Regions from separate parts of the Homo sapiens genome. Here region 1 is linked to region 2. A link is an interaction called in ENCODE POLR2A ChIA-PET data of the cell type or tissue named here. Cell type or tissue: PC-9. All regions are shown on one strand. Links, peaks and the distances in the headings refer to the core of each region. The heading gives the core; the rest is flanking DNA.

Region 1 (8,547 bases), core at 322-8,321, 130 kb after region 2:
TTTTTTTTTTTGAGACGGAGTCTTGCTCTGTCACCCAAGCTGGAGTGTACTGGTGTGACCTGGGCTCATTGCAACCTCTGCCTCCCGGGTTCAAGTGATTCTCCTGCCTCAGCCTCCCGAGTAGCGGGGATTAGAGGTTTGCACCACCATGCCTGGCTAATTTTTCTATTTTTAGTAGAGATGGGGTTTCACCATGTTGCCCATATATAATAGTCAAATACCAAACAATGAAGCAATACAGAAATTATTATAGCCATTAAAATAAGACCTTGAGGCCGGGCGCGGTGGCTCACGCCTGTAATCCCAGCACTTTGGGAGGCCGAGGCGGGCGGATCACAAGGTCAGGAGATCGAGACCATCCTGGCTAACACGGTGAAACCCTGTCTCTACTAAAAATAGAAAAATTAGCCGGGCATGGTGGCGGGCGCCTGTAGTCCCAACTACTCAGGAGGCTGAGGCAGGAGAATGGCATGAACCCAGGAGGCGGAGCTTGCAGTGAGCAGAGATCGTGCCACTGCACTCCAGCCTGGGCGACAGAGCAAGACTCCGTCTAAAAAAAAAAAAAAAAATGAGACCTTGAACTCCTGACCTCAAGTGATCCACCTTCTTCAGCCTCTCAAAGTGCCACTTTTCCTAATTTTTGACTCCCTTTCCATCCTGTATACTTCTTACTATCTCCTGACTAGAGGCATTTTCCAATACATTCCTGTCTCCTCACAGCCTTAATTCCCATTTTAAAATGAAAACCAAATCTACCTGCCACGATCTCACATGAGGAACTTCATTCCTCAGAGGGCTACGTTCCCATCTCTCCCCAGCAACGCATCAGGAACGCCCTCCCTCCATGGGAATGACACAGCCCATGCTCTTCTGCTCCATTCTCTGACCTCAGCTGTATTCCCTATTTCCCTCCCTGCCACTGCTTTCCAACCTGATAACCTTGAAAGCACTGAACTCCTGTCTCTCCTTTATGCCACGTTCGGCCAAGGCCTCATGTTCCGAGTCCAGTGGTAATCCCAGCTCTGGTGAGTCCACTCCCTGAGAATCTCCACTGGCAGGCTGCACCCTGCTCTCCAAACTCCACCTCCTCACCAACCAAGAGCCAGGACACAGCCCAGTGAAGATCTTCCCTCCAAAGGGAGCACTGAAGACCATGTTGGCAAATAAGTGAATATGTGTTGACCACAAAATTTCCACAGTGAATAAGACAGGCAATCTGTAGATTCTTTTCAGCCACCAAACTAAAGGAGGGGGGTATAAAATACTTTTAACTGCCACATACCATGTAGCTTGCTAAATTAAGAATTCTCTGAGTCACTAAATCTCATTGGACTTTGAAAACTAAATCTTTGAAATGGACAGTATATAGAGTTATTTCCTAGAAAACCCCAAAGAAAGGTGCTGAATGAACATGGTGAGACCTGGTGATGATTTCTAGAACATGGAGACCAAACAGGGCCCCTGTGCCCTTCATCTTCCCGAGGTTACTGTGCCTGCCTCAGACAAGTGGCCTGCAGCCTCAAGTGCAGCCTGACAGTGCAGGGGCAAACTCCTCCCCCCGCCACCCAATCTCAGCTCTGCCTCCCACAAAGGACGTGTCGGAAGCAGGCACATGCCACAGATTAGGCAGCACCAAGCAACACTTTGCAAACAGCTTGTAAACATCAATGCCATACGAATCTGTGATGGCCAATCAGGATGGCAGGGTGCTCCCCAATCTGGAACTCTTCTTATTGGAAACCAGATGAGGCAGGCCCATGGCAAGGAAGTAGCATTGCAGAAATGAGCGCACACGTGCACGTGCACGTGCACGCACACACACACACACACACACACACACACAGCCCAGAAGTAAGACATAGAGGAATGAGCTCTTTTCCTTGTAACAGAAATGACATGCTTCATATTTTCTAAAAGGCGGGGCTGCACATTAAGCTTCTTTTTGCAACTTCCTCACTTTCCTAGTACTTAGAACAACCTGAAGGTAAAAATGGGCACCTAATAAACACCTGTTGAAATAGGTTGATTATTGTTTTATTCTAAGTTAGGCTCCAGTCTGTCTCTACCAGGGCAGTCAGAGGAATAAGGATAAATGTTGACTATTTAGCAAGCATGTTGTAAATATATGAGTTCCTCAAAATGTCTGTAATGGAAAGTGATCATTCCGTAAAATAATTTTTTAAGTCATACATATATATGGGCATGTTTATATATATACATATATATATATATAGGCATGTTTAATGCCCCAATGTTTTAAGAAAATACAGTTTTACACACAAATATGTTTATGACAACATTAATTACAATAGTTACATACCAAACAATGGAGCAATACAGAAATTATTATAGCCATTAAAATTATATTTATAAAAAAACAATGCCTTTGGCCATGAACTCAAACCTTTAGCAGGATGGGCATTTTGACAGGGCCTCCTGAGAATTGTCAGTTTAGGTATTCTCATCCCTGTGAGGTTTCCCTGCTCATTTTAAAATAACACAATTTGGTGGCTACTGAAAGTTTTCTACCCTTCCAAAACTTTGCTTTTCACCAAAGCACATATTTTTAAAAATATGTACATCCAATCTTGGCTCTTTGGAACTTCAGATGGCAACAAATAATTCACATCAGAAATCAAAGTGTAGTACTTCAATGCCCCAATCATGCACCCAGGAAATACTGCTACCTCAATCACATTTAATGTTGATGACTTAAAGATAGTTTCCATTAATTATGCTCTGCTGGGTTTTTTTTTTGCTTTCTCCAGGGCCTGAGTAGATTTTTGGTGCACAGGGAGCTTGCCTTCTGTACCAGATACTCAAGCTGACTGATCCTCATCCTGTGCTCAGGGAAGCTACCCCCGCTGTAATTGTCAAGTGAAACAGGGAAATTAACATCACGAACAACACTATTATTTTAAAGCAGGAAAACTAGCTTGTTAAAGATCAGTTTCCAAGCAGTAAGATTTAACTGTTCTTAAATCCAATATCAGACAGATTGGAAATCTGAAAGGAGTTTGAGCATAAGGTAAAAATGGCTGAGCCACTCTCACTTGGTATTCACTGATATAACTGCTCACAAATAAAACACTGCAATGCACAAATCCAATAAGTTAAAGCAGTCTAGAAATGCACATTAACAGAGACAGCTTCAAAGACACTGGTAATGTTCTGTTTTTTAGGCTGGGTGGTAGGCACAGGGGCATTCATCTTATTAATCTTTAACTATACATATTAATAAGTGTTATATACTCTTTTGTATGTATGATAGGTTTTATAATTTTAAAAAGATCAGAAGTGCAATAAAAACTCAAACTTTAAAAGTGCATATTAGATAGAACATAAATTTAAGACAGGGAGCCCTTTTTTCATTTAGGATTTATAAGCAACATGTATAAGCGTTCATAAATTTTCAGAACTACAAAAGATTGAAGATCATCTAATATAATGGTTTTCCAACGACGTCCCAGGAATAAAATTGTACGTTGCATAGACATGCCATCAACTCCTTATTCAGGGCTGTAAGTTTTCTTAGCACAGGAAGTTCATTTTGTATTGCGGAAGAGTGATCCTAAATCTCCCCTTACCTAATATCACCACTCCTGGTTCTTCCTTTCTTTCTTGATTCAAGAGCCTCTTCCCATCACCTGAATTGCTTCAATAAAGACACAGACTTAATTTGTGGTTCTTCAATAAATTCAAAGAGAAAGTTACAACGTGCATTGAAGAGACACATTCTTGTTAAAAGGCATTGTGGGAAGCCACCATTCTTGGTGGTGGATTCCAGCACCTTGAAACACCACAAACTGGAAGAGCAAGCAAGGAGCCAATGGCTAATTCTACCACAGACAACTATGCTCAGCAAGGGTGAGCTAAGGGAATTAAGGATACAATAAAATAATGGGGCCAAGCATGGTGGCTCACGCCTGTAATCCCAGCACTTTGGGAGGCCGAGGTGGGTGGATCATGAGGTCAAGAGCTCAAGACCATCCTGGCCAACGTGGAGAAACCCCGTCTCTACTAAAAATACAAAAATTAGCCGGGCATGGTGGCACACACCTGTAGTCCCAGCTACTCGGGAGGCTGAGGCAGGAAAATCGCTTGAACCCGGGAGGCAGAGGTTGCAGTCAGCCAAGATCGTGCCACTGCACTCCAGCCTGGAGACAGAGCGAGGACTCCATCTCAAAATAAATAAATAAACAAATAAACAAATAAACAAACAAACAAACAAATAAAATAATGGAAATACAAAAGTTCTTTTTTTTTTTTTTAAAGAAAAGGCCTTCTAGGATGCTGAATGCACCAAATGTAAAAGAACTATAAGTGTCCCTGGGAATGAATGACTCATGTACAGCAGTCTTGAATGGTCTAACTACTTATTCATAGAGCAATACAGAAACAGGACTCACTTGCTCAATCATTTCTTTGGCTATAGGCCAAATGCCTGTACAACCATTTAAAAAAATCAATTTCACAGGCTAACGGGCATGGTGGGAGCCAGAGCTATGCACACTGGACTCAGAACAGAACTGGGCAGCATCAGCTTTATAAGCTGATCAGTTCCTACTATCTTGAAGCAAGAGGTAGCTATTGTTGAGTCACTAGACAGCTCATTTAGGTCAGAGTTAAAATCCATATTCATAAAACTGCCTAAATTATACAGAGTCTACAGTATTTTCGGGTTTAATTATCTTTGGGCTAATAAAAAGTAAGATATAAATAAAATGGGGACATATTAAAATAGTTTTGTTTTTAAATAAATCATGAGATTCTCTATTCACTTTGTCTCAGCAACTGGAGACTACCAATACCCTTGATGGAAATGCTATGAGCTAAAGGAAAACCCAACAGTCTTAGATTATGTATCAGATGTGCATCTTGTGGCCCCAGTGTGTTCATGCCAAGTCACATGGTCCGCCTCGCTCCCCCATCCACCACTGGGGTGGGCACCTGAGTAAGGGGAACAACTCTATGAGTAACCAGAAACCTACACCAGTGTTCCTCAAACTCTAATGTGCAAACAAATCACCAGGGGGTTCTGTTAAAAGGTAGGCTGGGATTCAGTAGGTCTGCAGTGTGACCTGAGAAGCTGCATTTCCAAGAAGATCTCAGGTGATGTCCTTGATACTGGTCCCCAGTGTGCACTTGAAGTAACAAGGATCCAGACATTTAGCCTGACAGGCATGAACTGAGAGAGAATGTAAGAAGGCGAATGTCTTTTTTTTTTTTAATTATACTTTAAGTTCTAGGGTACATGTGCACAACGTGCAGGTTTGTTACATATGTATACATGTGCCGTGTTGGTGTGCTGCACCCATTAACTCATCATTTACATTAGGTATATCTCCTAATGCTATCCCTCCCCACTCCCCCCACCCCACAACAGGCCCCGGTGTGTGATGTCCCGAAGGTGAATGTCTTAAGTCTCCAAAGCTTCCCAATTCTAGCCCCAACAGGGCTGAGAAGGTTTCTGTCCATGGGGCTACTCATGTCATTCCCACAAGAACATTTTATATTCTTGCAATAAAGCTTCATCTCCTTAAGCTAGCTTGTACTAGTTTCTGTTCCACGCAACCAGAAGAGACTAGAACAGACAGGAAAGGAAGTATCTTCATCCCTGAAAGCCACTGTCTGTGCTATCCTGGTGTTTCGTGTGTGTGTGTGTGTGTGTGTGTGTGTGTGTGTGTGTGTGTGTGTGTGTGTATTTTAAAGCAGTCCTCTAGCAATGGAAAAATGCATTATTCTGGGTTGAAAATAAGGAAGCAGTCTATTGATATGCTTCTTCTTTGTACAGTGATTTCCCAGTTAATCCTAAGGAAATAATCCAGACTTGGAAAGATGTCCCAAGTAAAAGGGCATTGATTCCACAGTTATCTAATCCATGGCCAGCCAGTCCCACATTCCTCTTCTAAACCAGAAGCCTGTCTCTGGGTCTAGCCCAAGTGAGAGAAAAAAAGAAGTCTCTGGTACCAGGCGGATCCCAGGACCCTGCTGTTTCTGTCCTGCTTTCTCCTTTGTTTCTACATTGCTTCCCTCAATTTTCTCTCCAACATGGTTGCCAGATGCCTTCGGAGTTTTCTTCTTTCTCTAAGGACTTAGCACCATCAACTCACCCCAAAGTCTTTAAGTCAGTCTAGCCAGACTGTAGTTTTACAACTCTAATACCCATTATTAGTTCTTAGGATAGTGATGTAAGAGTGTCTGAGGGGTTAGAGTATTCTCTCCAAGTCATCAGCCTTGGTTTCTGCCTAAAACAGCAATTCTTTACACACAGACACAAGATTCAAATAAAACACACTTTATAAATTCCAACATTGGAGCCTCCACGGGAGGCCCTGGCTATGGAGTCCACTGTTTAACCGCAACAAATTCCACTAATTACTCTAATCCTGCCATTCCTAAGCCAGGTGATGGCCCTTTGATTTACATGAAGATAAAAATATTTGTACAATAGGCATCAAAACTTTAGGCTTTAAAATGTCGCTGGGTTTCTGTTGAGACTCATTCTTGTTTTTCATCCCCACCCAATATGAATGAATCAAAAAGGACAAAGGAGAAGTTCAGAAGGAAGCAGGAGACTAACACCAAAGATGAACCAATAATGTGACTGTGACAATAATATAAGTGATACCATTTTATTTATAATCTGGACTCTACCTACTTCCATAATGGATTTAAAATGGCTCAAAATAATCACAAGAGCAGGATAGTTGAAATAAAGAAAAAAAGAGCTAATCCACATGGAAGAAAGGGGAGGCAACTACCAGGAAACAGAGATGAGAGTTATTGTAATGAAGCACTAATTTTGGCTTCAAGCTTTAGGAAACCAAAGCTAAAAAGGAAACAGGATAGGTTATGAATTCTCAATTTCATAAATGAAATTGAAATGTGGAAGCAGATGGATTCGTCAGGAGGGACCATCCATTTTCTACTGCTGAGCTCGAAGAGGAATTTATGGCATAGTCCCCTCCATGAAATACTCTAAGAAACAAGGAATGGCAATTTCAGCTGAAGCCAGATGGCCATTTCTCCCTCTAATTGTTGGTAGAAGCCAAAACCCAGATACTGAAATGCAGCTCACTAAAGGCATAGCTATGCATAGCTGAGCTGATGTAGTCTAAGCATGCTGTTTGCTGGTGCTAATACGATAAAATGCTAGCTCTTGGAGAACCTGGAGTAATTCATGACTAACCCGCCCTGCAGATTATCTTCCCCAAGAAAGGATTAAGGTTGTTGGTGAACATTTCAATGTACTGTGTCAGTACTGTTGGCCAATGTTCTGTCAGAAAATCAAAGGATCCAGCCTCCTAGTAAAGGGGCTTTCACCTTCAACAATGGATCCTACCAACAAGACTCATATTATTTTTCAATAGCAAGCTCTCAATATGTTTTCCATCCTAAACAGTTACTTGGGAGATGGCAACTCAAAGTTCTGGACAACAAAGAAAACAATTTTAGTCTAGAAAATTGAGGGCAAAGGTTATCTGGTGGCTAACTCAATCACAAAGACACTGCAGTGTAGTTCCAGTAGAATAACAAATTCTGAAAGAAATTATATTCTGTTGACAGTTCACTGAATTCCAAGCAGCTGGGTCAATGGAAGCACTGGATGAACTTAATGAAGATTTGTTTTAGGAATAAATAGAAAAACAAAAACAGTAACAACAACAAAACCTTGGATAATGCCTTCCAAAGATGCTAATTTCAGGGGTGGGGCAGTTAATGGTGGAATATTATTTCTTAAGCAGCTGCCTCACCAGACTGCCTGGGTTTATGACAGTGACATGCTCAGGAGAAGGTGCCTGGTTTTCGTTTGCTCTGGCAGAACCAGGCATGTAACTTGCCCCCAAACAGAAAAGGACATTTAGCTATAATTTAAAAAGAAGAAAGAAAGGCCAGGACACAGCTTTGCTTCCTGAATTCTAAAACTGAAATTTGATCTGCCAAAAGGTTGTCATTACTCACTCCAGCCTGGCAGTAGGAAATGATGTGGTACAAGGTTTGGAGTAGAATTAAAAGTAGGATTAATGATCTGGGTGTATACAGGAATACATGTCTCTTCTCTCCAGGATCCAAGACTACAAATCTATAAACTCTCTCGAAATTTTTATTTCAGATGAAGAGATCTCAGTGTTTTAAGAAGAAAAGAGGAACAGAGGTTTAAGAGGATGTCTACCCAATTGATTGACCTGTAATATGAAGAATAATCAGAGGGAACTACACCACAAAAACTTCGGAATAGTGTTGCTCTTGCTACCAATGATATCAGCTTATCCGTGTAACATTTTAGTTTACAAAGTACTTTATATTTTCACCTATGCTATTGTCTCGTAATTCTGACAATAGTCCTGTGAATAGTGGTGCTGTCTCCACTAAATGGATGAGAAGATTAAGACAAGTCAATTGACCTGTCCAAGATCACAGAGCTAGACAAACAGCCATGCCAAAATTGAAACTCAGGTCTTCTAACTCCAAATCCTTCATCATAGATATTAGGGTCCATTTCTTTTGATGCAATTGAAGCAGTATAATATTTTTTAAAATCTC
Region 2 (8,547 bases), core at 95-8,094:
TCAGCTCTAGGCCTCTCCTCCTCTAGGAACTTTCCTTGACTTATCTCCACTTTGAATGAGGGTCATTCATGGTGCCTGCCCTGACCCAGGGCAAGTCTTTAAGACAGCATATTTTCATAGCAGGGCACTTGCATTAAGTGCCTGTTTTTTGCTCATCTGATAGTGATTCGCTTCAGGCAGGAACAGTAGCTCTCAGCCCTGTCTGCCCAGAAACTAGTTAGTCCAAAGTTTCTCTCAGCAGGTGCTCAAAAAAGTCAACTGACTTGAATGAGGACAAAAGTAACCTGTGAATGAGTCTTTTCCCCTGCTCTTTCCTCCCATATAATGCAGCCACATCATTCATCATAGCTGTGGCATTTTGTTAAGTCTTAGCGTGTTGGGTTTATGTACCATCTTTGAGAACATGGTGCTAATGTAAGTGGGAAATGTGCATCTTCTGCCAAATGACTTCTATACTTTCTCTCCAGGAAATTAAGAGAACGTCTTTTCTCTCTCTCTTTTTCTTGGCCACCTGAAAGTCTTGTATGAGACAAGAGGCAACAGAGCACATTCCACTCATGAGTTGCCCAGGGAAAGAATGGTATTACTGTTGAGTACCAACTCACAATTGAGAATCTTTCCTCTGAGATAAGTCACAGTGAAGTTTTTGAAATGAACAAACACAACTGGATGTAGAAACCAAACCAGCCTCCTTAGTCCAAACATGTATAACCAGTAGCCTCCACAGGGAAGGGTAAAGGGAAGAAAGTTCCTATTTCAGTTGTTTCCCACTTCTCTTGGGTTAGTTTCAAGCTAAATTGTGGATCTCATTTTTTCTTTAGCTTGAGATATTAGCGTGAGATCTTTACCTCAAGAGACATTTAATCTGTACTTTGAAGTCTACTTAAACCATAAGGATGGACATTTACTAAAGAAGGAAAACCAAAGCACTGTGGGCAGATGTCATTAATCCTTTGAGAGTAGGAGCTGGTCTGCTTGGGAGAGAACTTAGTGACAGTCCCTGGCAGGGAACGCTAACACCAAGACAAGAAGGGGGCTTGATCCATGCATGGGAAAAACGCAAAGAGCAAGAATGCTGGACCATGAGATTTATTCCATACCCTTGACCCAAGAGGCACACTCCTAACGGAGGATGTGTAGCCAGACCTGGCCAGTCTAGCTAGATGAAAGGAAGGAATGGATGATTACCACAGTGTTTCAGAGAGATATTCACAGCTGTTGGCCATAAAGAGGAATTCACACTAAATAAAGTTCAACTATAGTAACTTTTCATTCTTTTCCCAAGGTGCACGATGAGAGCAAGACACATTCCATATGGATTTGAGAACTCTTCCAAATTCTACTAAGCTTTCTTATTGTTCTTCTAAACTGGACGTTTAACGATTAGAATAATAGCATTAGATGATGGCACCCCAAAGTGGACCAGCAAGTACTTTAAAACAGCTGACACTCCTGCCAAAGGGCCTGGGTCATAGAAAAGAAAGATTGTAGAGCCAAGAGGAAGAGTCAGCTCTTTTTCAAAGCACCTCACTTGGTTTTATATCTCATTTATTTATTTTTATTTTTTATGTTTTTATTTGAGATGGAGTCTCACTCACTCTGTTGCCCAGGCTGGAGTGCAGTGGCGCGATCTTGGCTCACTGCAACCTCTATCTCCTGGGTTCAAGTGATTCTCCAGTTTCAGCCTCCAGAGTAGCTGAGATTACAGCTGCGTGCCACCACACCTGACTAATTTTTGTATTTTTAGTGGAGAAAGGGTTCTGCCATGTTGGCCAGGCTGGTCTCGAATTCCTGACCTCAAGCAATCTGCCTGCCTCAGCCTTCCAAAGTGTTGGGATTACAGGCGTGAGCCACCGCACCCAGCCATATCTCATTTCTTTAAAAGTGTGAATTATTTTGAAAATTTAAACCAGCACCTGCTCTTAGACACGGAGATCAAATGACAAACCCTTGGGTTAGGAGCAGGGCTGCTCCTTGGGTGCACTCATAGGAAGTCGTTTTGAATAACATCTGGTGGCGGAAGAGTCCTCAGCAATGGCATCTTGCAGCAAGGCTGGGGAGGGACATTTCTATTGAACAAATACTGGCCCGTGACACTTCGGAATGCTAGTGTTTTTGGGTGTGGACATTTTTTCTGTCTGACCTGTCAGCTAAACTGCAAATATACTTTTCCCACAAATAGAATCCTTCATCATCTATAATGTTTCTTCCTTCAAACTTTTTTTTTTTTTTTTGCCATTTAACTTGCTATTGACTTTATACTTGGAATCCCAATCCAAGGAAGTTCTTGGAAGAAGGGAAGTTCAATAGGTCAGAGAAGGTGGAAATACAGCAGGCCATCAAATAACCTGTTTTCTGGCTGCACCCCTTGGGCCTATAAAGAAAATCCTGGATATGAGATCTTGTCTGTGCCATTTTTTTCTGACTGAATAGGCTCTGAGGAGACAGTTCTCACCAATTCTAATGAAAGGAATCACAGAGGCTTAGATATGGTATATTCCTTAACCTTTGCAATATTTTGGCTTTTGTCCCAAAATGGGGATAGGGCATTTATTCAACTTTTCTCTCATTTCTCTTAAAAAACCTGTTATCTTTATTTCTCACCTCAAAATGGCAGCACTCAATGAGCATACCTTGACCTACTTTGGGAGAATGTTGAAAGTGTGCATAAGGGCCTCAAAAAAAAAAAAAAAAAAAGAAAAGGAAAGAAAGAAAACAAAGTAAAAGGAAGAAGAATAAGTGTCCAAAAACCAGACAGTGGAATCAGCATTCTTCTTTGGACAAGATCTTTCTCCTGGTGAATGGCCCTTCTATAGGATCCTCCTTACCCTTCAAACACAAAGGCCAATGCTTCCTCCCCACAGTTACCAACTAGAACCGCAACACAGGCTTTCTTGGAAACAGACACTGAACTTCACCTGGAAAGAAGCTAGTTAAAAGCAACGGCTGTCTCAGCCTCCCTTGGTCTTTCAGCTATTTTGATGCCGATTGACAGATGCCAAGCCAGTCTACCTACAGCAGGGTTGAGCCTCACCTGCTACGCATCACCTGGGGCTCAGCTGCTTAAACACATAACCATGTAGCATAAAGTCAGAAGTGGGTTTTGCTAGTGCTCCAAAATTGTGATACAGTCCCCTGAAAACTCTGAAGTAGAAAGAGGACATACATCCCCTTCGTACCCAAGTGACACATGGCTTTTGCTGCCTGTTATATACCTTTAAAGACCCATTTGTATCAGCATTAAGACACATCCCCTCACTCTGGGCACTCAGCCCTGGAACCATCAATGAAATGGGGGTGGGATGGAGAGGACACAGGCCTAAGCAGGAGGAAGATTCAAGGAATGTGCCAGGGGAGCAGCTTCTTGTCAGCCTCATTCCCAGAGTTGACAAGCTCCATTTTTTCAGTCCGGTGCTCCCTTATAACCAGTGGTTGGGCAGTCATGGGCATGCTTTCTGTGCCAGGCTTCCGTGAAGGGAGGGGAATCAGTACAGAGCTTCCTATGTCAACACTGATCATTCACAAGGGGAAGATCGGAAACAGCAAACCTCAGGACTATTAATGCCAGCAAACAGGATGTTCTCAGAGCCTCCCTTCAGCATGCTAGTCCCCAAAGCATGAGTGGTTACTGTTTCACCATCTAAAATTGTTACTAGTGTGTCTCTGAATGTGCATCTTTGCCTAAGGGCTTCCCAGCCCTTGTACAAGTGGAGTCTAAAAATATAGCATGCACGTATCCTCTTTGTACCTATCATAAGTAATTTGGAAATCTATCTCCTGATGAATATCTTTTAGAAGAGGGTAGATTCACAAGGCAATGGAGGAATTTATTTATGCTACACAAAAGGCCTTTATCACCTGTATGCAAATCTGTTATCAGGATTAAAACACTGTTAGAGATTCTCAGTGGTATTTTCATGTCCCTTAAATAGATGCAGAGGAAAGGGTTTAAAGGTTTCTTTGGATATCAAAGAGAAGAGGAGAGAGAAAGGAAGCACTACTGCAATTCTGCATTAACATAGACTTATAAAGGAAAAAAAAAAATCCCGTGGTTTGTTTTTCTGAATTACTGACAGGTCCCTGGCCACAGCAATGAGGTACAAGGTTGGAGCAGCTCAGTAGCTTTACAAACAGAAGATCCTATCACCATTAGCTGTGACTCATTTAATGGTCTACAAGTCACTGCAATGCAAAAAAAAAAAAAAAAAAAGAGAGAGAGAGAGAGTGGGTTGACCTCTCTTACTCTGGTTCCTATTTCCCAGATTTTGGCAAGAAGCACTGGAAGGGGAATCTGAGCCCTTTCTGCCATGGTCAACCTGGAGTTCTGGAAGGGACAGATCAAATGCGTAAGCCTGGGGAAGGGGTGGGCTCCTTCTCTCTTGCTGACTACCTCTCTTTTTTTACCCTCTGGTCTCCAATAAAGGGAGGGGCTCTTTCCCCAGTGGTTTCTCATTTAGTCACTCACCTTTCATCCCACTACCTTCTTCTTGGAATGTGTTACGAGCAGTGGTCTGATCTTCTAAGTGTTCACTCCCACCACTTCCTGAAGAGGCTACACTGCTTTGTGGAGACAGGGGGGCATGATCGGATGGGAGGCACTGGGGTCCTCTAGCTCGTAAGTCCTCATGAGACATCCATCCATGTCCTAGAGGCTGGTTTGGCACATTCATGGGTGGGGTAAGGGACACAGATCGTTTCAAAGGGCTGTGGTGTGCCTGGCCTGAGAGAACTGGAAAAAAAAATAAAATGAAATAGGTTATTCCCCCCCCTTTATCCTGGGACACCGAAGAACCCACAATACCTCTTAACCCTGAGAGATACCACTAACTGTCTTACAACTCCATCCATGGTCACAGCAGGTTGAATACAGGCCTGGCATGGTCGTTTTCTTCAGGTGGTTTAAAAGGATGCAGTCTGTCCCTCTCAGTGGGTTAGGTTTCTCCAAGGAGGCCAAACCTATAGTGCCCACACATTGGTCCTTAGCCTTTGTGGGTCTGGATCTGGTTTTGGTTCTAACTCTAGAAATCAGGATTCATAGGACGGGGTCCGTAAATCAGGCAAGGCTTGACAGCCATATCTGCCAAAAGCAAAAAGAACATGTACTGGACAAGTTTGTTGCTGTTGTTTTTTAAACAGAAATTCTGACATTACCCATGTTGTTCAGGAGGACATCTTGAAGGGCAGCCGGGCTGGCCATTGTTTGGGATCTTTGCAGGGCTGAACCAGAAGAAGGTGGACTAATCTTTCCAACCAGGATTCAGGGAACTATGGCCTCTGCAGGGTGGTATGGCTCAGCAAGGGCCCCAGTACTAACATGACCTCAGGGTATGGGGCACTGCAGCTACCTGTCGGTGAAAGGGCTGCTTCTTCTAGGGCCGATTCTTTCCCTTAGCCTCACAGGTTAATGCCAAACTTTGTATTGCAAACACTTCCAGGTAACAAGGCTTTCATTCAGGAAGCTGGGAATGAATGGTTTTTACCAGCATGTTCAGCCCTTCTACACAGTGGGCAACATCTGCGCAGCCCCCATCTTTAATTTCTTTTCCAGAAAACTAGGAAAAAGCAACATAACTCATATAACTAGCCAAATTAAATTGAAGTCATTCGAGGGAGGGATTTAACAAAAACCAACACTGAAGGAGCCGATGTTACCCTTGGTTGGTTTTTCTGGTGTGTAAAGTGACAACTTTACAAAATAAGTCTATTCATAACATTCTCTCAGCACCAGTTCCTGACAGGTCCAGTTTATTTTGACTGCTGCTGTACTAACACGGAATTGAGCCACATGCATTTTTAAACATTTTTCAGGGAAGCCATTAAATTCCATCTCAGGCTGTATCCCCATCCATGAGGCATTTGCTCTCCCAAATTTAGATGAGCACTTCTTTGTGGGTGTTAATCTGTGTTTTTCAGTAAGCAGACCAGGCATCTCAATGGTGAGAGGTCCTGCTTTTGGTTAAACCATATTTCTGGTAGAGCAGTCCCAACATAAAGGCCTGGGCAGATTACTGTGTTCCCTACTTCAAAAGATAAAGAGCAGAGTCAAAAGGCTGGATGTTTCCAGAAAGTGTGTCTGGGGCAGTAGTGGGCTGGGTAAGCTGCTGCCAGGCAGCTGGCAGTCACCAAGCCTGAGAGCCACGGAGCTCAGGCCTCTGTGGTCAGTGTTTCCATTTGGCCTTGTGTGGCCAGAAGGGCAGCCTTGTATGTGAAGTGGGGACAATCGGAAGGGCTAGAAACTTCTTTATGAATGAAAAGGGAGGACAAAAGAGAGCTACCGAGTTTAGTATTAGTAACCTGAGAAATTTCCAATTTGGGTAGATTCTATCAAAGGCAAGGAAATGTCATCTAAATTAAAAATATGCAAAGGGAACATTGTTTAAAAAATATCGACACTAACAGGCTTAAATGGCTTGCATTGCTACTAAATAGACTCGGGAAGAAACTATTTAAAAAGGCTCCCTGGAAAATGCATTGCTACCTGGTTGGACCAGAATTAGCAAGAGGAAAAGTGGGGGGAAAGCAGAGAAAGAAAAAAAAAAAAACGAAGCGGCAGCAAAAATGAAAAGAGAAGCCAATAGGAAGAAAAGCCAGACATCCAGAAAATCCATTTCATGCCTGTCTAAGTATTTATATAAAATTGGGCAGACTGTTTACGGCTGCCCTGAGTGCTGGGACATTCCAGCTTAGACATCTTTGCTTTCTGGTACTTCTGCAACCGTTTCAGACTATCTGGTGGATGCTTTGACTGGTGCCTGCCAGGTGTACCCCAAGTGGAAGTGGGGGTTCCTCTGTATAGCCAGGATTAGAGTCAGTCTGAAATCACAGAAACAGGGCTTGTCAAAGAGGGACACACAGCTCAGAGACAGTGGGACTCTTAGTACCTGGGCTGGTTAGAGGCCATAACTGAATAGGTAACTAATCGCTAACCACGGGAGGTTACTGCTAGGATAGTCCTCATCTTCACATGGATGCTGAGAACAATACAATACGTACACTGTACTTGAATTCCATTATTTCATGGAGCCAATATGCTTCTTTCCATCTGATTTTTTAATCCATGCTATCTCCTCCACTGAGAGGCATCCTTGGGGAAGCTGTCAGTTATCCAAGGACTTCACTGGCTATTGAGATTGGAGCTAAATGTTTACCTAACTTAATGGACTTACAGGGATTTGTACATAGAAACCCACACCCATTTCTTCATACTTTTCTGAGCTTAACTGAAGTCATAAGGGATATGACATGAACTTGGCCTCTGCCTCTAAGGAAACATCAATTATACCTGAGGTGCCAGGGTCTTTTCCTGATGACTTTCTATAAAGGGCTCATACACTCTATATCATAATGAACACTTCTTGGTTCCCACTGCTGCCACCAAATTCAGGAATATCTCCGTAGGAGCCAACGTGCTGTGGCAACCAAGCACAGTGCCTCACACCAAGCTTCTGATTTGCAGACAGGGCCGTGGGTTTAGAGCCAGGCTGAATGCCACACCTCAATCAAAAGTCGTGCTAGGTAAATGCCTCTGTTCTCCAAAGGAACCAAGGCCTGGAGGCAGTACAGGCTTGTATTCTTGTGGGAAGGAGATTAAAACAGGTGACAGGTGCCTTGGCGACAGTGCCAATTTGGGGTGAAGACAGATCTTCAGGTTTAGGCAATGGTGACCACAAAGCTGATTTTGGTGTTACCTCTTGTGCTGGAGCACTTTGTTTGGCATAAAGTGACAGAGGAAATACTGTCATGGGCAGAAAGAGGCTACAAGAAAATAGGCCATGCAGTTGTGGAATTGACGAGGGGGCCAGTGGCAGAGTAGCAGTGGTTGTTTCATCCCCAGCCCCTCCCCTTTTTAAACTAAGAGATCTCATTTGAAGTGATGACAAACAGAGGGTCATATGGACATTCGGGCAGAAGTTTTTTTTTTTTCCTATGAGTAGGCAGGAAGAGTAGTAAATACAGACTTCTGAGAAGCTTAGCAGTGTGGTGCTAGCTGCCCCAGCATGTCTCTAGCCAGAGGCTTCTAGATGTTCTTGCTTGTAGACTGATGTGCAGCAGACAATGGCTAACGGTTCATTCAGACCTCAGCTACCCAGAAGTCCTATTCAAATGCTGCCAAATTAAGTATACCTTTAAAAAAAAATCTCAACCTAGATTAGAAATTGGCAAGTCCAGCAGAACTGAGGTCCTCAATTTATACTGCATTTGTGACTTTCATAATAGTGTGGGTAGAGGGACAGCATATTTCAGGATGGATTCATTATATTGAAAAGCATACTGAAAATTACTCAGGGGAACAAAATTGTGCCTTTTTCCTCTTAAAACATGGAAACCAACATTTAATAATTGTATACAGTATGAATCCAAAATTGCTTGTATTTTTAAAAACCTCTATAAAAATTTTAGATCCGTATATACACATATATATGCCAGTATGCACGCATGCATATATCATTAGGACACTAATTTTTGGAACTTTTTAAATTCAAATGAATCCGAAGTAAATAATAAGTATTAGGTAAGTCTAGTTGAAATATGGAAACAGCAGTTAAA

What was found. Peaks named below come from ENCODE experiments on the same cell type or tissue, not always from the same donor. Only the 100,000 strongest peaks of a DNase experiment are listed, where the experiment ranks them.
Region 1: POLR2A ChIA-PET joins it to region 2 with 6 read pairs; 2 of 35 experiments call an interaction of 5 or more read pairs at or near these places.

Annotation. Positions count from the first base shown.
Region 1 is chr14:54,599,480-54,608,026 of GRCh38, reverse strand. The region is part of intron 2 of SAMD4A (sterile alpha motif domain containing 4A); the gene reads right to left. LOC112268133 (a long non-coding RNA gene) reads right to left here and starts at 3,980. Exons shown (of 2, transcript XR_002957606.2): 1 at 3,588-3,980. In PC-9, for the core only: no CTCF peak of the experiment used is centred there; a DNase peak (open chromatin) is centred at 4,386; H3K27ac peaks cover 2,220 bases.
Region 2 is chr14:54,733,206-54,741,752 of GRCh38, reverse strand. It overlaps SAMD4A (sterile alpha motif domain containing 4A), which reads right to left. Exons shown (of 13, transcript NM_015589.6): 4 at 4,466-4,729. Among named protein-coding and RNA genes, the nearest start is that of SAMD4A-AS1, 50 kb to the right of the region's middle. In PC-9, for the core only: no CTCF peak of the experiment used is centred there; a DNase peak (open chromatin) is centred at 4,152; H3K27ac peaks cover 650 bases.